Linked DNA regions of Mus musculus: region 1 is linked to region 2. A link is a loop called in an ENCODE intact Hi-C map of the cell type or tissue named here. Cell type or tissue: left cerebral cortex. All regions are shown on one strand. Links, peaks and the distances in the headings refer to the core of each region. The heading gives the core; the rest is flanking DNA. Region 1 holds the start of 4921528I07Rik (RIKEN cDNA 4921528I07 gene). Region 2 overlaps Gm29825 (predicted gene, 29825).

What was found. A loop is a pair of places that touch in the nucleus more often than their neighbours do. Peaks named below come from ENCODE experiments on the same cell type or tissue, not always from the same donor. Only the 100,000 strongest peaks of a DNase experiment are listed, where the experiment ranks them.
Region 1: a loop joins it to region 2, with 4 times the contacts of the local background. A loop is called at or near these places in 13 of 42 quality-filtered maps.

The regions. Positions count from the first base shown.
Region 1 is chr9:114,313,980-114,323,361 of GRCm38, reverse strand. It overlaps 4921528I07Rik (RIKEN cDNA 4921528I07 gene), which reads left to right and starts at 6,334. Exons shown (of 27, transcript NM_001384245.1): 1 at 6,334-6,431; 2 at 8,713-8,783. The coding sequence starts at 6,407. In left cerebral cortex, for the core only: a CTCF peak has its summit at 5,147 (motif pointing left); a DNase peak (open chromatin) is centred at 5,135.
Region 2 is chr9:114,122,896-114,132,277 of GRCm38, reverse strand. It overlaps Gm29825 (predicted gene, 29825), which reads right to left. Exons shown (of 27, transcript NM_001378688.1): 4 at 8,397-8,510; 5 at 5,020-5,084; 6 at 4,313-4,337; 7 at 1,227-1,340. Among named protein-coding and RNA genes, the nearest start is that of Gm29825, 9.5 kb to the right of the region's middle. In left cerebral cortex, for the core only: a CTCF peak has its summit at 4,578 (motif pointing right); a DNase peak (open chromatin) is centred at 4,588.

The sequences.
Region 1 (9,382 bases), core at 842-8,841, 190 kb before region 2:
GAGGCTCTGCCAGTGACTGACAAATACAGAGGTTGATGCTCTCAGCCAACCACTGGACTGAGCACAGTGCCCCCAATGGAGGAGCTAGAGAAAGGACCCAAGGAGCTGAAGGGGTTTGCAGCCCCATAGGAGGAACAACAATATGAACCTACCAGTTGTCCCCAGAGGTCCCAGGAACTAAACCACAAAAGCAAACAGTACACATGGAGGGACCCATGGCTCCAGTCACATATGTAGCAGAGGATGGCCTAGTCGGTCATCAATGGGAGGAGAGGCCCTTGGTCCTGTGAGGACTCTATGCCCCAGTAGGGGAATGCCAGGGCCAGGAAGCAGGAGTGGGTGGGTTGGTGAACAGGACCAGGAAAGGGGATAACATTTGAAATGCAAACAAAGGAACTATCTAATAAATACAAAAACAAAATTTATAAAACCTCTATTCAGGCCATTCAGCAATGTAGATTTCCTTTTCCTGTTCTGTGAGGAATGCCATTGCCATTTTGATGAGGATTTCTTTAAATATGTAGATTGCTTTCAGTGACATAGGAATATACACAATATTCTGCCTATTAAAGAATAAGAGGTATTTCTGTCTTCTCGTGTCTTCCTCAATTTCTTTTTTCAGTTTCTTACATTTTCATTGTAGAGATCTTTTATCTCCATGGGTAAGCTCATTCACAACAATTTTTTAAACAATTTTTTATTAGATATTTTCTTCATTTACATTTCAAATGCTATCCCAAAAGTCCCCTATATATTCCCCCCACTCCTGCTCCCCGGTCCTGCTGCCAACTTTAGCTCCTTGGGTACTTTCTCTAGCTCCTCCATTGGGGGCCCTGTGTACCATCCAGTAGATGACTGTGAGCATCCACTTCCGTATTTGCCAGGCACTGGCATAGCCTCACAAGAGAGAGCTATAGCAGGGTCCTGTGAGCAAATTCTTGCTTGCATATGCAATAGTGTTAGTGTCTGCTAACATTATTATGGTATGGATCTCCAGGTGGGGCAGTCTCTGGATAGTCCTTCCTTCTGTCTCAGCTCCAAACTTTATTCACAACAATTAAAAAAATCTATAATGAGCCAGGCGTGGTGGTGCACACCTTTAATCCCAGCACTCGGGAGGCAGAGGCAGGAGGATTTCTTTTTTTTTTTTTTTTTCCATTTTTTATTAGGTATTTAACTCATTTACATTTCCAATGCTATACCAAAAGTCCCCCATATCCACCCACCCCCACTCCCCTGCCCACCCACTCCCCCTTTTTGGCCCTGGTATTCCCCTGTACTGGGGCATATAAAGTTTGCAAGTCCAATGGGCCTCTCTTTCCAGTGATGGCCGACTAGGCCATCTTTTGATATATATGCAGCTAGAGTCAAGAGCTCCGGGGTACTGGTTAGCTCATAATGTTGTTCCACCTATAGGGTTGCAGATCCCTTTAGCTCCTTGGCTACTTTCTCTAGCTCCTCCATTGGGAGCCCTATGATCCATCCATTAGCTGACTGTGAGCATCCACTTCTGTGTTTGCTGGGCCCCGGCATAGTCTCACAAGAGACAGCTACATCTGGGTCCTTTCAATAAAATCTTGCTAGTGTATGCAATGGTGTCAGCGTTTGGATGCTGATTATGGGGTGGATCCCTGGCTATGGCAGTCTCTACATGGTCCATCCTTTCATCTCAGCTCCAAACTCCGTCTCTGTAACTCCTTCCATGGGTGTTTTGTTCCCAAATCTAAGGAGGGGCATAGTGTCCACACTTCAGTCTTCATTCTCCTTGAGTTTCATGTGTTTAGCAACTTATATCTTATATCTTGGGTATCCTAGGTTTGGGGCTAATATCCACTTATCAGTGAATACATATTGTGTGAGTTTCTTTGTGAATGTGTTACCTCACTCAGGATGATGCCCTCCAGGTCCATCCATTTGGCTAGGAATTTCATAAATTCATTCTTTTTAATAGCTGAGTAGTACTCCATTGTGTAGATGTACCACATTTTCTGTATCCATTCCTCTGTTGAGGGGCATCTAGGTTCTTTCCAGCTTCTGGCTATTATAAATAAGGCTGCTATGAACATAGTGGAGCATGTGTCCTTCTTACCTGTTGGGGCATCTTCTGGATATATGCCCAGGAGAGGTATTGCTGGATCCTCCGGTAGTACTATGTCCAGTTTTCTGAGGAACCGCCAGACTGATTTCCATAGTGGTTGTACAAGCCTGCAATCCCACCAACAATGGAGGAGTGTTCCTCTTTCTCCACATCCTCGCCAGCATCTGCTGTCATCTGAATTTTTGATCTTAGCCATTCTGACTGGTGTGAGGTGGAATCTCAGGGTTGTTTTGATTTGCATTTCCCTGATGATTAAGGATGTTGAACATTTTTTCAAGTGCTTCTCTGCCATTCGGTATTCCTCAGGTGAGAATTCTTTGTTCAGTTCTGAGCCCCATTTTTTAATGGGGTTATTTGATTTTCTGAAGTCCACCTTCTTGAGTTCTTTATATATGTTGGATATTAGTCCCCTATCTGATTTAGGATAGGTAAAGATCCTTTCCCAATCTGTTGGTGGTCTTTTTGTCTTATTGACGGTGTCTTTTGCCTTGCAGAAACTTTGGAGTTTCATTAGGTCCCATTTGTCGATTCTCGATCTTACAGCACAAGCCATTGCTGTTCTGTTCAGGAATTTTTCCCCTGTGGCAGGCGGATTTCTGAGTTCGAGGCCAGCCTGGTCTACAAAGTGAGCTCCAGGACAGCCAGGGCTATACAGAGTAACCCTGTCTCGAAAAAAAACCAAAAAAAAAAAAAAAAAAAAAATCTATAATGAGTGGGATTTCCCCCAACTTCGTTTCCACTGAGTTTGCAACTGATATATAGAAAAGATGCTTTTTTTGTATGGTGATTTTTATATCCTGCTACTCTGCTGAGAGTGTTTGTACTTTGCTGGTGGAATCCTTGAATCTAGTAATCTGCCTTTTTTCCCCTTCCTATTTGTATCCCCTTTAATTCTCAGAGTCCTTCCAGTAAATTCTTTTGTCACTGCTGAATAACCAGATCAAACCAAATTTAACAGATTCAAATTCAGTGCTATTGGAGGAATAAGCTTTGTCTCCACTGAGAAAAGTCTTGAAAGACGGAACAACAGTGAAGAAACCACTGCTCCTTGTGGAACATCGTGATGAGAGGTGCAATGTGCTGGCTAAGTTGACAGTGTTTTCTCCATCCAATCCCCTTGCTCTCTTCTGTTGGTGGATAAACCAGACTGCACCTTGAATTGCAATTCTGTATGGCCTGGGTATTACTTCCCTTAGAATTCCTTCTTATTCCTATGCTCGCAACATAAGAAAACAAATCCTTTCTCTTTTAGCCTCACTGCTGAGACGTCTTCATTAGCAAGATAGTTTATAATTCATCTCATGTTTAAAAAAGAAATAATCCCCCTTGATTCGTACCCTCCTGTAGCTTCACCACAGTCTAATACTTGTCCCAAGAATTTACTATATTATTAAATCCTTATGCTCCCATTTTCTTTAAATTCAGTCTGAAGGTTTTATATCCACCTATTACTAAAATTCTTCTCAGGATGATGTGGTTGGTCAACAGAGGAGTGAGAGGAAAAAGGAAAGTTGATAACTGCCCATTCTCGGGGCATAATCTTGGGGTGATGGGCGAGTAACAAATCAGGAGCTGACACGCCATATCAGGTGCTGAAATGCCATGGCTGAGGGCTATATAAGCGACTCCATTTTCTGGGGTCGGGGTCTTCCTGAGAAGTAAGCAATAAAGCTTTGCTGCAGAAGATTCCGGTTGTCTTGAGTGTGCTCTTGCTGGCGGGTACAAAAGCTCGGGATACTTTTACTCTTGTCAGGACAGTTATCCATAAAACCTTTGGGAGGCATTTATCTATCTAGTCAAGGGTAACTTCCGAAGGAAAGCCCCCTCCTTTGTCATCTCAGGCACCAACCCTAGTTGTAGGTAGATTTAATAGCCATATGTCTCTACCATTAGAAAATCTTGGGGGGTTTCCAGAACCCTTTCTTCCCACCTCTCATTTGTCATGCCACTTTAGGTATCACATATTTTTTTTTCCATTTTTTATTAGGTATTTCGCTCATTTACATTTGCAATGCTATACCAAAAGTCCCCCATAGCCACCCACCCCCTCTCCCCTACCCACCCACTCCCCTTTTATGGCCCTGGCGTTCCCCTGTACTGGGGCATATAAAGTTTGCGTGTCCAATGGGCCTCTCTTTCCAGTGATGGCCGACTAGGCCATCTTTTGATGCATATGCAGCTAGAGTCAAGAGCTCCGGGGTACTGGTTAGTTCATAATGTTGTTCCACCTATAGGGTTGCAGATCCCTTTAGCTTCTTTGGTACTTTCTCTAGCTCCTTCATTGGGGGCCATGTGATCCATCCAATAGCCGACTGTGAGCATCCACTTCTATGTTTGCTAGGCCCAGGCATACTCTGACAAGAGACAGCTATATCAGGGTCCTTTCAGCATAATCTTGCTAGGGTATCACATATTTTTAAGGAGCAGGGGTTGGACATAAAGCAGAAGTCATAAACACTTAGCCAAGCCTCCCACTGAGGGGACATTTCTATCCTTAGAACTGAGTTTCACTTGCAGATCTTAGTTTATATGTGAAGTATTAATAACGAGTGGTAATTCTATCATTTCATTGTGACTATTCTATTCTGCCACCCCTGGAAACTATAGAGGAAGGAGGAAGTGTAAGGGCTCAAGGCAATGGTTCCCAGTGCTCAGAGCATCTACTTCTCTAACCATCCTGGCATGTATGAAATATGAAGAGATGCTTGTGTTACTCCCTTTGGCACTGAACAGCTTAGACAGAGGATGCCAAGAATCTCATGCTGGGAGAAGGAACAAGCTAAGACCCTTGGGCAAACCATAAGGAGGACTAATTTTCTGGCACGTACAATCTATCATATCACTTATCAGGAGAGACTGAAGCTCAGAAGGAGGAAATAACTTGACCAGCATTGCCCAGCTATAGATACTTCTTGACTTTGTTAAAAACTAAACCTCATAGGATTCTGAGGATGGTCTTGGTGGAGGAGTCAATAGACCTTTGTTTCTCTTCCCAATGTACCACCACATCCAACATCAACAGGCTTTCATAGGGTGCCATCTTGTGGTGGTCAGTGGGAATGCAGAAGAGAAGCCCGGGCAACCTTCATGGAAACCTGTCCAGTGGGGTTGAAGCTGGAAAAATAAAAAAATTTAAAAAGAATTTATTACTCTTTCTCTTCTGCTTTTCAGTATTCACTGTGTGCTGACGTTTGGTCTGTTGCTATGCACTGTAGTGATCAATGCTGGTCCACAAGATCTGGCTGCCGCAATGAGGAGATCCTTGGTCAAGAGGAAATCATCGCATATACCAAGTGATGCTATGGAAACTTGCTCCTTAGTTTAAAGCGATTAGTTAAATAAACAGGTTGACAGCTCGTAACTGGGCAGAAGAGAGGTAGGCAAGGCTTCAGGTGCGGGGCTCGGGGTCTGAGGCAGAGAATACCAGGAGAGAAAAGAGAAGAGGAAGGAAGAAGATGCAGGGGTAGGTGGAAAGTGAGAACATGGCAATGAGGGCCAGACATTTGGAAAGGAGTGGGCCATGAGAAACATGGCAAGTTGTCCCTGAGGATCATTGACTGGAAAGTAGACTGACTAGCATAAAGGGTGGATATCTGCTCAGCTCTAGTGCTTTTATGGCTTATTATAAATTTAAAAGTTTTGTGTCTTTATTTGGGAGGTAAATGATCAAAAGTGGGATAGAAACATCCAATTAATCTTTCTACATTAATTATGTCTTTAATTGAACTATTAAGGACAGATAGACACATGGTTAGGGGCTGTCTTAGTTACTTTTCTATTTTTTTTTTTTTTGTGATAAAACACCATGACCAAGTCAACTTGTTAAAGAAAATATTTAACTTAGAATTTTAAGTTTCAGGGAGTTAGAATCCATGACCATCATAGCAGGGAGCAAGGCAGCAGACAGGCAAAAATTCACTGGAGCAGTAGCTGACAGCTCACATTTTGATGTGTGAGAGAGTGATCAAAAAAGACCTTTGTGAAGTAGGCATTTTAACATGGTTCTTTAGAACCATGTAAGCAGATGAGAGAAAACTAACTTTGTAGTTGGTTGTTCTTAGATCAAGAACATTGGCATTTATGATAACCCACACTGTCGTCCTGACCTTGTATGAGCAGACTTGCCTAAGTAGCAGATGTTGGCTGTCATGGTATGATTATGAGTTCACTATGCAAGCTCTGTGACTTATGGCTGACCTGTACCTAGTTATGTTCAGGCCTGAGTGCTGAGTGCCAGTATACTTTGAGATTTCCTCAGAGTACACGTCTATAACTACAGAGCGATAGTAGTGTTGGAATCTGAGTATAATGGGTAACTGTTGTGATACCAGAGGTATGATATTGCTAGCCATTTAGTGCTTTTGCTTCAAATAGACTGGTTAATATTTCTCAAAATATTTTGTGTAAATACTTATAACTGCTGTATTATTAGAATTATGTCTTATTTTATTTAATTTTTGAGACAGAGTTTCTCTGTGTAGCGCTGCCTATCCTGGAACTCACTCTGTAGACCAGGCTGGCATCAAACTCAGAAATCTGCCTGCCTCTGCCTCCCAAGTGCTGGGATTAAAGGCATGCACCATCACGCCTGGCTCTAGAATTATGTTTTATTATATATTATATTTTAGTCTACAAAATATTTTGACTTTAGAATTTAATGTGTTTGTATGTACGTATGTGTCTATATATGTTTGTATTTCCTCCCTCAAGATTGTGCTTCACAGACATAACACTATATCATAGACATACCAAGAAATAACTAAGGTTCTCTGTTTTGAAATTATTAACCTCAGAAAAAAGGAGTGGCTTCACAGTGGTGGGGATAAATTATGATATAAATCTCCCACTATAATGTGTGCCTATTTTCATTTTTAACAAACATTTCGTGTCATTTTCTTATTAGGTATATTTATTCACTAAAATGTAGGTATGTCTTTTCCACATATGTGAAGGTTTAGAGTGTGTACCTACTCCATATTGAATAATTTAAATCCATAATTTATGATTTATCCTGAATTGTAGACATCACAAATAGGTAACATTGTGACCCACATCTCTTTGGAGTGAGGTATCACCCAATAAGTTGATTATTTTGTTCTGAATGACTGATCACTATTTCAACAAATGAAGTAGAGAATAGATGAATTAGACTGGTGAACTAACTAGAGAGTCAGGAACTATTTACAGTAATCCGTGAGCATAGTGTTCGTATATGGTGAACAAAAAGAATAGTATGCAGAGGTAATCGTTCTTCTGTGCGTGTAGAAACATGGTGCTGAAAAGATGTATTAACCCTTCCTGCTGTTTTCACGTGTGATGTGGTTTATTTATCCTGACACTGCTTCAGAGAGCTATAGCTTTCTTGATGAATTGGGCAAAACCTAAATATAAAGAGGTTCATATTTGTGAAAAGCTAATTAACCAAGATGGTAGGTTTCCAGTGTACACGTCAGGATGTCTCAAGTCTGTAGAAGTCCTAGGCATTATCTACTTTATGACATCAAATCCATGGTCACTTTATCACAGGACACCACTGTCACATTTCAACCTAGGCATTGCAAGGAAGTACCAGCCCTTCTCGTCAGCTCACAGATGCGTAGGACTGGGATCCTTATCCTCACACCTGGCCTAAAGCCAACTACAAATAGAGAGATCTTTAATTGATATCTGGTGGAAATACAAATGTTACCCTCAAAAGTGCAGAGACCTTGTGAGCCACAACCTGGGAGAGTGACACAAGTACTCAGAATATCTACCCAGTTTTTAGAGCCCCCATTACCCTTGGAGCAACTCTCACATAGAGCTGAGTTAGAGGACTTGAATGGCCAGCAGGATCCAGATACTCCTCTTCCTTATCACTGTTCTTTTTAATCTGGATGCTACAAAGCACATGAGAATAAAAGGAGAAACAAGGCACAGGGTACTTATTATTGTTTTCCAGAAGTCAATAAATTATTGCATGTCAAAGGATGAATGGATCAATATAGTTACACCATGTCCCTTATACTAAATTCACTTCCCCAGGAAAATGTATGTGTTAAAAAGCTAAAATTCTGTGTTTATGATGAATGTAGAATCAGAATGTGTCAACTGATGGAGGTTGAAATATGCTTGTGAGATGTGATGAAGAGATTCTTCAGTCCTTTTGGGTTTCAAAATGCTTAAAGGGAATGATGATCATATGTGGTTTCATCGTGACATTTATTTTAATGAGGAGAATGAGATGTCTTGATAGTATAGGTGCTTGTCATTGCACCTGATATTCTGTCTCTAACCCCAGAACCCCAAATAATATTAGGCATAACTAGATACCAACAGTTGCCCTTGGATGTGCTCCCTCCCAAACTGAATACACGCACTAGGTAGTTACATATTAAACCATAGACCCTTATGTTGCTTTATATTCCTGTCCTCTAGAAAGCAAAAGGAAAAAAAGGGAAAAAAAGCTTTTTAGTTTTCTAGTCTTTGCCTATACTCACCATCAGGAAAGACAGCCCAGTAGTAGCCTAACTGAATCTAATCACATGTACTGCCTCAGTACACTTTTATCGATGTCAAAATGCTTGTGTAAATAAGTGGTGCCATGAGCTGACAGTGACTTTCTGTCCCTCTAGTCCTACCTCAAGAATGTACTAACACACCCTTCTCAACTGATGACCGTCCTCGGACAAAATCCTCACTGACCGTAAGAAGCCCTCTTCCTTTATATAAGAGAAAATTACTTTAATGATTCCCGCATGTGTTTATGACTATAGCACACTTGAAAAAGTAAAGTTGATTAAGTGTTTCATGTATTAAATATTTTATTTAGGAGGAAAAGGAAATGTAATTATATCAGATCGGGATTTATTAGAACTGTATCAGGTAGTGACTTTGAGTCAGGGCAGACTGTCTTCTGGACAATAATATTCTGCCTTCAATACCAGTATGTAAATTTCACTCAGAAGGTGGCAGGCATATCATTCATGTAGACTTGAATGTTTACATAAGCGTTTACTCCTTTTATGGCTTCTAGAGCCTGTGGTTTAGGTTGAATCTGATTATGTTCCCCAAAGATGGATGTAGAGGAAGCATCATATGTCCTAGCATGGCATGTTCAGGTGCCAAGAACTTAAGACATAAGGATGCATGCAAATGATTGGCGTGCATCCCAAAAGGGGATGGTATCACTAAATAGGTGTTAGCTTCACCATATTGTCATGTAACTCAGCTAACCTTCAGTAGAAGCCAACGCATAAGGTTGCCTGATGTGGCACTTAGTCAGTAAATATGGGAAACACTCTA
Region 2 (9,382 bases), core at 656-8,655:
GTTAAGTCCAAGGCAGATGACTACCTATAACCACCGTTGACTCAATCACTTACTATGCTAGTCAAATTAAGAAGCATAGGCTGTTCCAAGCTAAAGACATACATACCAAAAAGACCCTACTCTAATAAAACCAAGGAGCTACGGGGACAGAATTTGCTTATTTTGCATCATAAGGACCATAGTAGAAGTGGTCATTTGTGTGCACAGAACGCTATCCACCAGCATAGAGATTGGCTCTACCATAGAATAAAACCACAAAATGACCATCATAGTTTGTGGGTACTGTGACCATTAATGTCACTAGTCAAGCTGACAAGATCCAGATCCCCAAACACATCGGCAGGATGTTACCTTGAGGTGATAAACTGAGGTAGCAAACTGGGCCACTGTTAGTGCCACCGTTCTTCAGGCTGACATCCTTGACTGTCCAAGAAGGTGAGCTGGACATAAGCACTCTGTTTCTTTCCTCGTGTTGCACGGAATCTCTGCCTGAAACTCCTACAACTATGGTTCTCAGCAAGTCTGCACTCCATACTCAATCTACTGTGCTGAAGCAGACATTCCTTTTCACTACAAACTGGGACAGTGCCTTTGGCACAGCTAGACTGAAAAGTGCTAAGTGTGAAAGACTGCCTTCAAATCACAGAGCCAGAAGCCAAATATACACAACCTGACAGGGATCACCTTGTTGCCTTTGAAAGAAAAAGAAACCCTTCTACCCCTCCTGCCATTTCCCTGTTTCTACTCTTCTTTCCCATTCCCTTAAGCCTCCCAAGCACAGGGTGTAGCACACCACTCCAGGGACCCACAGCCAAGGGGTCAGACCAGAAATGCTGTGATCTAATTCCAAGTCTGTCTTCATTCTCCACACTTTTGATAATCACAGGGTCACTCTTGAGACAGTTGAGATTAAATCCATCCACATTTCAAGTGTCTGTGAACAGGTTATAGAGAGGGTGGCTCAACTATTCCTGTCTGCAGCAGGTGAAGTGACAGTGACGCAGACAGGACTGAGCTCATTTTTCCTCTCTTTCTCATTACTCAATGAGAACAAACAGTGAGTCTTATATCCATTTTTAAATTCTGTGGTTGAATCTCAACTAATGAAATATGCAAATTAACAGTATCTACATAGAAAAGTACTAATATATTCACAGTTTTACATGTATCATAACAGTAGGCTCTGTAACTATGAAACATGATTCAGGCTTTCATTTCCACTGTACCTTCTAGGTTGTTTTGTGGTTTTCCTTCACAACTTGTATCTATAAAGTCACATTCTTGAGCATCCATTGGGAGGAGACTGCCCCTCCGACACTTGTTTCTCAAGAACGGAATCCCTGGGGATGCATTCACAGAGACAATGACGTCAGCGTCATTGCAGAAAAACAGAGGAAATCAGCAATGGTTTTGTGTTGGTACCTTCCACCTCATGACCATTCTTCAGGCACCATCATCAGAGCTACAGTGGTATTTTGGGAAGATCACAGAGTGCATTCTACACACCAGCATGCATTACACTGATGGTGAAGGTAAGTCAATACTTCATGTCAGTGTGACCATGTACAGAGAAGAGAACCAGTGCTCTCTTATGTTAGTGCTGTACCTGGTAAACAGAATCCATATCACTCTTAGGTGATGCAAAAAAAGTGAAATTTATATACTCATTCACTCCTGTGTGGTTTCACTAGGATGCTTAATATTTGACTCCCTATGAGGCTTCATTGCAAAATATGAGTGCAAAGTACATATGCACTATAATATATATGTATATATATACATATATATAGGATGTAATTTATATAGTATATTTTGTTCATATATATATGGAAATTTATATAGTATATTTTATTTATCTTTAGTGTAATTTATGCTCTCTCTCATTTCTGAGTTGTGTTCACTATGATGTTATACATAGTTATACATCCTATGACAATTCTCAGTAAAAAGGATATGGATATGCAAGTATATATTGATTTGTGGTGTCTGTTAAATGATAGAAGAGCCAGCTACATATGAATAAATCTAGGTAGAATGAGGTTCCAGCTGGTTACTCATACACAAGTGTATACACACACACACACACACACACACACACACACACACACACACACACACAATTATACAAGCTAGCCCTCAAGGAAAAACACTGCTATATGACAGAAGAATGAGTGGCATATGAGTACATCTAGGTAGGGTGAGGTTTTAATTGGTTACTCATTTACAAGTGTATATCCACAGACACACACTCGAATAAGCTATCCCTCAAAGAAGCACTTATATTATAAAATTGTCTTGTGGTGTCTTTTAAATGAGAGAAGAGTCATCTACATATGAATGAATCTAGTGGGGTTTCAGTTACTTACAAATGGAAATAGAGAATGTATTTATATTTTTTCATGTAAGGTAAATATATTTATTTCTATCTAGCTTTCCATACATTTGTATACTTTATACATATTCCACGTAGGACAGTACAGAAAGTTGTTAAGAGAATGTGATACTCATTTTGTATGTTTTGAAGCAAGGAAGGACTAAGCTTTGGTGACTCAAGTCTTGTGATTCCAATTCTTTCTTTTTAATGTATTTATTTTCCCTGTTTACCTAAGAAGCTATAGGAGGGCCCTAGCTTAGGAGAAATATGTGGTCTTCCTCTAAGAACTTCAACCTGACAGGTGCCTCTCAGTGAGTGATTCAGATGACCACATTGAGATATTTTCTAAAAACTGCTCAGTTTCAAAGTTACTCAAGACCAAGTTGTCACATGATGGTTGGGCTGAATAGAAACTTCCTTTCAACTAGCCAAGCCTGGACATGTCCTCAACATAGACTGACAAGAACAGCAGCCTGGTGCATTGGTAATATAATAGGCAGTGTGTGCTCATATCACTTGGTAGGTGACATCTTCATTGCCCATCTATGTGGCCTTTCTTAGTTTCTGCTTAGATATTAGTACTGACTGCAGGGCAGTGAGAGTGCACCATACCTGGTCATGCCTCCCTCACCAGTCTGACCTTCTCTGTTTTCTAAATTTTTTTGTGGGGGGGGGAAGGTGTCTATTCTAGTCTAGCATGTAATTCAGTCTACAGAAAAGAATGTCCTTGAACTTGTGTTTCTCCTTGCTTCACTTTACTAGGATAAGTATTAATAGAATTGAGCCATCTTGGGCACATTTTATGCAGAACTAGGATACAAGCTTTGGGTCCTGACATGCTAAATAGGTACTGAGACAACTGGGCTGAAACTCCAGGCCATATTCCAATAGCTCCCTTTAATCAAACCACAGCATAGCAAAGTACCGAAACTGTAGTTGCACTATGCAGAAAACACTTGAAATAATATTGAGTTTCATGCTTCACTGCTAAAAATATGTGTCTACTCAGTATTAACACTCAGAATGTGGAGACTGACTATCACTCAGAGATAAAACTCTTGGAGCATAGAGTGGACCTGACTGTTAAAGGTATATTCTCTTGGGTGTGGTAGTGTAATCCCTTAATAAGTAACAGCACTCAATAGGCAAAGGCAGGTGGAGCTGTGTGAGATGTGGGCCAGAAAGTTACACACACACACACACAAACACACACACACACACACACACACACACACACACACACCTGTCTCATGAACTAAAATTTCCTAAATTCCCTAAAGAATGAGATAGCACTGATCAATCTCTAGGTGGTGACTAGAGTTTTTACTTGACCATGTGCCTAAAATGGTTTGCCATTTGTCCATGCTAATAAGGTCTATCCCTTAAGCCTTTCTCTTGACTTTATTACAATGAACCATGGGAAACCCAGTTGGGATACATCCACTCTACATTTCTGTTCCCATGCACTGTGTTTCATTTTTAGGCCCTGTCACCTGAAAATAAGTATGTGTGCTTCTATACCTTTCAAAACTGACTGTCTGCTGCCTGGTAAATGACACAGTCTAAGACTTCTCCCCACTATAGCAGTCAGGATAATACTTGAGATCCTTATAAATTTGATATCTTGCAGGAAAATCCTAAAAGCAGTAACTCTTTCATAGGGATTATTGTACCTTGATGAACTCAATGACCACAGATATATCCATAAGTTTTTTCTTCTCCTTTTTGTCAAAACATTCTCTCTCTCTCTCTCTCTCTCTCTCTCTCTCTCTCTCTCTCTCTCTCTCACACACACACACACACACACACACACACACACACACACACACGAACCAAAATTTTAATTATCAGTTACCATCTTAGATCACAGAGTTGCATCAGACAAAACACAACTACTGTTTACAACAATTCTTATCTTAGTAATTCCACAATACGTACTATGTTGGCTTCTTTTAGAAGCTACCTGCAATTGAGAAGGAAAAATACATTATATTCCATAATCATGCAGGGTAATATATGCAAATGGTTTTGATACATGTGTTGTAATTGCAGTAAGGATGAAAAATCACAGTCAAGTGATGACTATATTAATGGATACATTATTAGTGGTTGCCACAAATATATAGAGTGTTGTAAATGTGACAAAACCAGTATCTTTCATACTTTTTCTGATTCATAGGTAGATCAAACAAACATGTTTGGCCTCTAGAGGGCCCCCAAACCTACATCACGTATGAAAACTTGTATTTTCAGTAATCCATATTCTATTTCTACTGCCCAGGGTTTAGAGCTAACTTGAGTACATGACCCAACGTTTGGTGCATAAGAAACCTACGGTATCTAGCATGTGGGTAGAGAGTGCTCAGTTTGTATATTCTTTCAAACATGAGGACTAGGATAAACTGGAGAAACCCACTTGAAAGCGATTAGCCTCATAATTCAGGACATAACGTTGCACCACATTGTGATGTATTGAGATAAGACCAAGTTGGCACAGTTCCTCCATTCCATCCTCTTCCTAAGTAAATGCTCTAATCCCCATGATGCTTCTGGCTAGTGTCATGACTCCAATGTGATACCCACTGATATATAAGGGAACCAATGAGATAAGCTTTATACCTCAGAGGAAGGAAAGCCCGTCTTACCTTAACCCTACGCAGTGGTGACTTTTCCTCGTCCTCTTCTGAAGTTGTACCGTCACCATGTTTAGCTAGCAGTAGGGGAACACAGAGTAACTGTCAGCTCAGGGCACGGCTTATTTACTTGATGTGGGTAAAAGTGAATGGATTTGGTATATGTAACTAAATATAGGAAACGAGGAGGTTGGGATAAAGCTGGGCTGTCTTCTCGGAAGGGAAGTAGAGGCAAAGAAAGGATTTGGAGAGAAATTGTTGGGAACAAGCAAAAGAAACTTGCCCCAAGTACTGTCATTTTTTTTTCCAGAACATAATGATTTTTCTATACCACAACACCCATTTTTCATCCTTTGTTCTCCAAAACACAATGGCTGTTTCTAACTACAGAGTAACAAGTGGATTGGATTGGTAATACTGTAAAACCTATATTCTGTATCAGTTTACATAAGGAAAGCCTTTATCCCTAAATCGTTATGGTAGAAAATGTAACCATAACTTAGCACAGATGCTCTTCATTTGCAACCTCAAATACTCTGACATTCTGGCTGTGGGGGTCACAGTTCAACTCCCAAGTCTGTTCTGTGTCCCTGATCACTGAGTAGCAGCTTGATTACAAAAGGATTTGTCATCAGCTTTGACCTGGTTTTTGAGTTGTGATGGATCTAAGCAGACACTATGGTAAAACAAGGAACAGAATTTGCTCTCTAGGAAATGATAATCTAAAGCAATTTGAAGGAATCTGTTTCATAATGTAACAATAAAATAAATCTTTCAAAAGCTTTTTTTAATATTTCTTATATTTGGGAGGCTCAGTAACTGTCTGTCCATCCAGCAGAGGTGAACCTTTTGTACCCAGTTCTTTCAGTAAACCGTATAGGTTCTGGGCTCAAATTCCTGTCTTCAGTCTTTACAGCAAGTACCTTACTGGTGCCACAACACAAATCTTATGATAAAAATCGGAGATAACAGTTCCTGAGGTGACTTTTGAGCACAGGACAATCACTAGTCCCTCTTCAGCCTTTGCTGCCACCAGCAGTCTTTTACCTTTGTTCATAGAGTAAAGGTCTAACCCAGATGGCCTAATGACACTGCCTTTCCTGGCATGCTTTCCTTGAGAAAGCTTCTTTTCTGTTCTCTTCCAGTGATCTTGTCAGTCTCATGAGCTTTGTGAAGAAGAAAGATTTAGTGAATAGAGAAAGACCTAATATATACCCCAAGCCAAGGCTGGAGACATGGCTTGGAGTTAGGCCACACTGTGTGGACAAAGTTTGCAGCATGAACAATAATGCAACAGTGGAAAGGGATCACAGATGCTTCCATGGTTGGCAGACATATAGTCCAGTGTCAATATGGCAACCAGGAAAAATGAGAAGTGGCTGGAGAAGGATGGGGTAAGAGGTAATAAGAGGGAAGCCTGAAAAGGTGGGACTAGAAGTTGAATCCTGTATCTCTGACTCAGAGTTCAGAAGCAGATAGACAATATGCAGATACAGTCTATAAAAGGCCAAAACCAAGTGCGAAATGGGAGAATACAAAAAAAAAGCAAACATACTTCTGAGGAGCCTAGGATGTGAACCTATAAAAAAAGTTTAGTGAAACTACTAAGAGGACAGACATTCCTTAGATTTTAATCTCATCTCCCCAGAAAAGATGGGAGAGGTCAGACCACGTTAAGAATAAAAGACTCGAGTAGTGACAGCAGAGAGGAAAGAAATATCCTATGGCAAGATGGGTTCCTGAAGACCTGATCTGCAAGAGTTGGCATCTTTTATCCTAAGAAACATTGGCAGTGTGTTAGGAGAACACTTAAACCCAGCCTCTGCATCTTGGAGGCTAAACTAAGGATGCCACTTAAAACCCCAAGAACAGGCCAGTTGTATACCTTTTCTCCTGCATTAAGTCAAAGGGTCCTAGATGAATGTTGGCCTCTAACCTCCCTTGACTCAGTCACTTAATATGCTACTCAAATTGAGGAGTATAGGCTGCTACAAGCTAAAGACATACATTAGGTCTTTGTCAGGGCACTGCTAGTGTTTCAGGGAGGTCATGGTAGAGAATCCTATTAGCTATTTGGCAGTCTAATCTGTGGTTGTCCTTTAAAGTGGGACTAAATGGTCACATGGGGACCAAGAACGCATTACTACTACAAAAAAAAAAAAAAAAGAAAGAAAGAAAGAAAGAAAGAAAAATACCCAGAAGACCACAGGAGCAGGATCTCCATCCCACATCATCGAGATCACAGTGAATATATAGGTCATTTGAGTGCACAGGAGAGGATTGTATCTCACCATCAATACTGGTTTACCCTAAGATAAAAACCCACAGGTACCATAACAGCGTGTATGTGGTGACATTTTATCTCACTTGGATCTTATCTGAATCTTATCTCAATTGGATAAAATCGAGATCGCCTGGTTATGCCTGTGGAACTTTATCTTGTGGTGATAAACTGAGGTAGCAAACTGGGCCACTGTTAGTGCCACCGTTCTTCGGGCTGACATCCTTGACTGTCCAAGAAGGTGAGCTGGACATAAGCACTCTGTTTCTTTCCTCGTGTTGCACGGAATCTCTGCCTGAAACTCCTACAACTATGGTTCTCAGCAAGTCTGCGCTCCATACTCAATCTACTGTGCTGAAGCAGACATTCCTTTTCACTACAAACTGGGACAGTGCCTTTGGCACAGCTTCCATGGAGATCTGTTAACCACAGTGGTAGCCAGGCTTGGCCATTTGGCACAAACTGACATAACTGAAAAGTGCTAAGTTTGAAAGACTGCCTTCAAATCACAGAGCCAGAAGCCAAGAATACACAACCTGACAGTGGTCACCTTGATCCTGTTGAAAGAAAAAGAAACCCACAGAAACCTCCTACCCCTCCTGCCATTTCCCTGTTTCTACTCTTCTTTCCCATTCCCTTAAGCCTCCCAAGCACAGGGTGTAGCACACCACTCCAGGGACCCACTGCCAAGGGGTCAGACCAGAAATGCTGTGATCTAATTCCTAGTCTATCTTCATTCTTGACACTTTTGATAGTCACAGGGTCACCCTTGAGATGGGTGACATTCAATCCATCCACATTTCAGGTGTCTGTGAACAGGTCATAGAGAGGGTGGCTCAACTGTTCCTGTCTGCAGCAGGTGAAGTGACCGTGACGCAGACAGGACTGAGCTCATTTTTCCTCTCTCATTACTCAATGAGAACAAGTGGCAAATTTGAAATCTGTTTTTAAATTCTGTGTTTGAATTTAACCTAGTGAAGTATGCAAATTAACCTCATCTACAGAAGAAAAGGTTTCTAAGCTGGTCATGTTTGTTTTCCTTGTATCATACCTTATGATCTACAACAACTGGATATAATTTAATAAAATTATTCTATTTCCTCAGTACCTTTTGTTTCATTTTGTGGTTTTTGTATAGATGAGGAAGTTGGGGCTTGATGTTCTTCAGCTTCCATGGGAACAACAGGATTCTTGTGGTGGATATTTCTTACGATTGTAAATACTTGGAATGCATTAACAACAGAGACAGGTTATGTTAGCTTCAAAACAAAACAAAACAAAAAAAAAAACAAAAACAACAAAAGCAATCAATAACCAAACCAAAAACCCAGCAAAAAACATTAATGGGTTTATGTTTGTACGTTCCATCTCATGACCATTCCTCAGGCACCATCATCAGAGTTACAGTGGAGCTTTTGAAAGATCACTCAGTCACTGTGCACACAAGCATGCATTACACTGATGGTGTGGGTAAGTCATAACTTCATGTCAGTGTGACAATGTACAGAGAAGAGCACCAGGTCTCTGGTATGTTCACTACAGCGCTATATATTTGATACCCTATTAATCTTAGTTCAAAACAAAATTGTATATGGGTATACAATTACACACACACACACTCACACACACACAAAGCTAGCCCTCAAGGAAAAGCACATAGAATTGCTTTGTGGTGTCTATTAAATGACAGAAGACTTATCTACATATGAATGCATCTAGGAAGCATGAGGTTTCAGTTGGTTTCACATGGGCAGCAGAGAATGTATTTATTGTCCCTATTTATCTAAGAAACTATGTGTGGTCTTTCTCTAAGAACTTCAACCTGACTGGTGCCTCTCAGGGAGTAATTTGTTGATCAGATGACCACATTGAGATATTTTATAAAAACTGCTCAGTTTCAAAGTTACTCAAGACTAATTTGTCACATGATGGTTGGGCTGAATAGAAACTTCCTTTCAATTAGCCAAGCCTGGACATGTCCTCAACATGAACTGACAAGAACAGCAGCCTGGTGCATTGGTGATATAATAGGCAGTGTGTGTTCACATTACTTTGTAGGTGACATACTCACTGCCCACCTGTATGGCCTTTCTT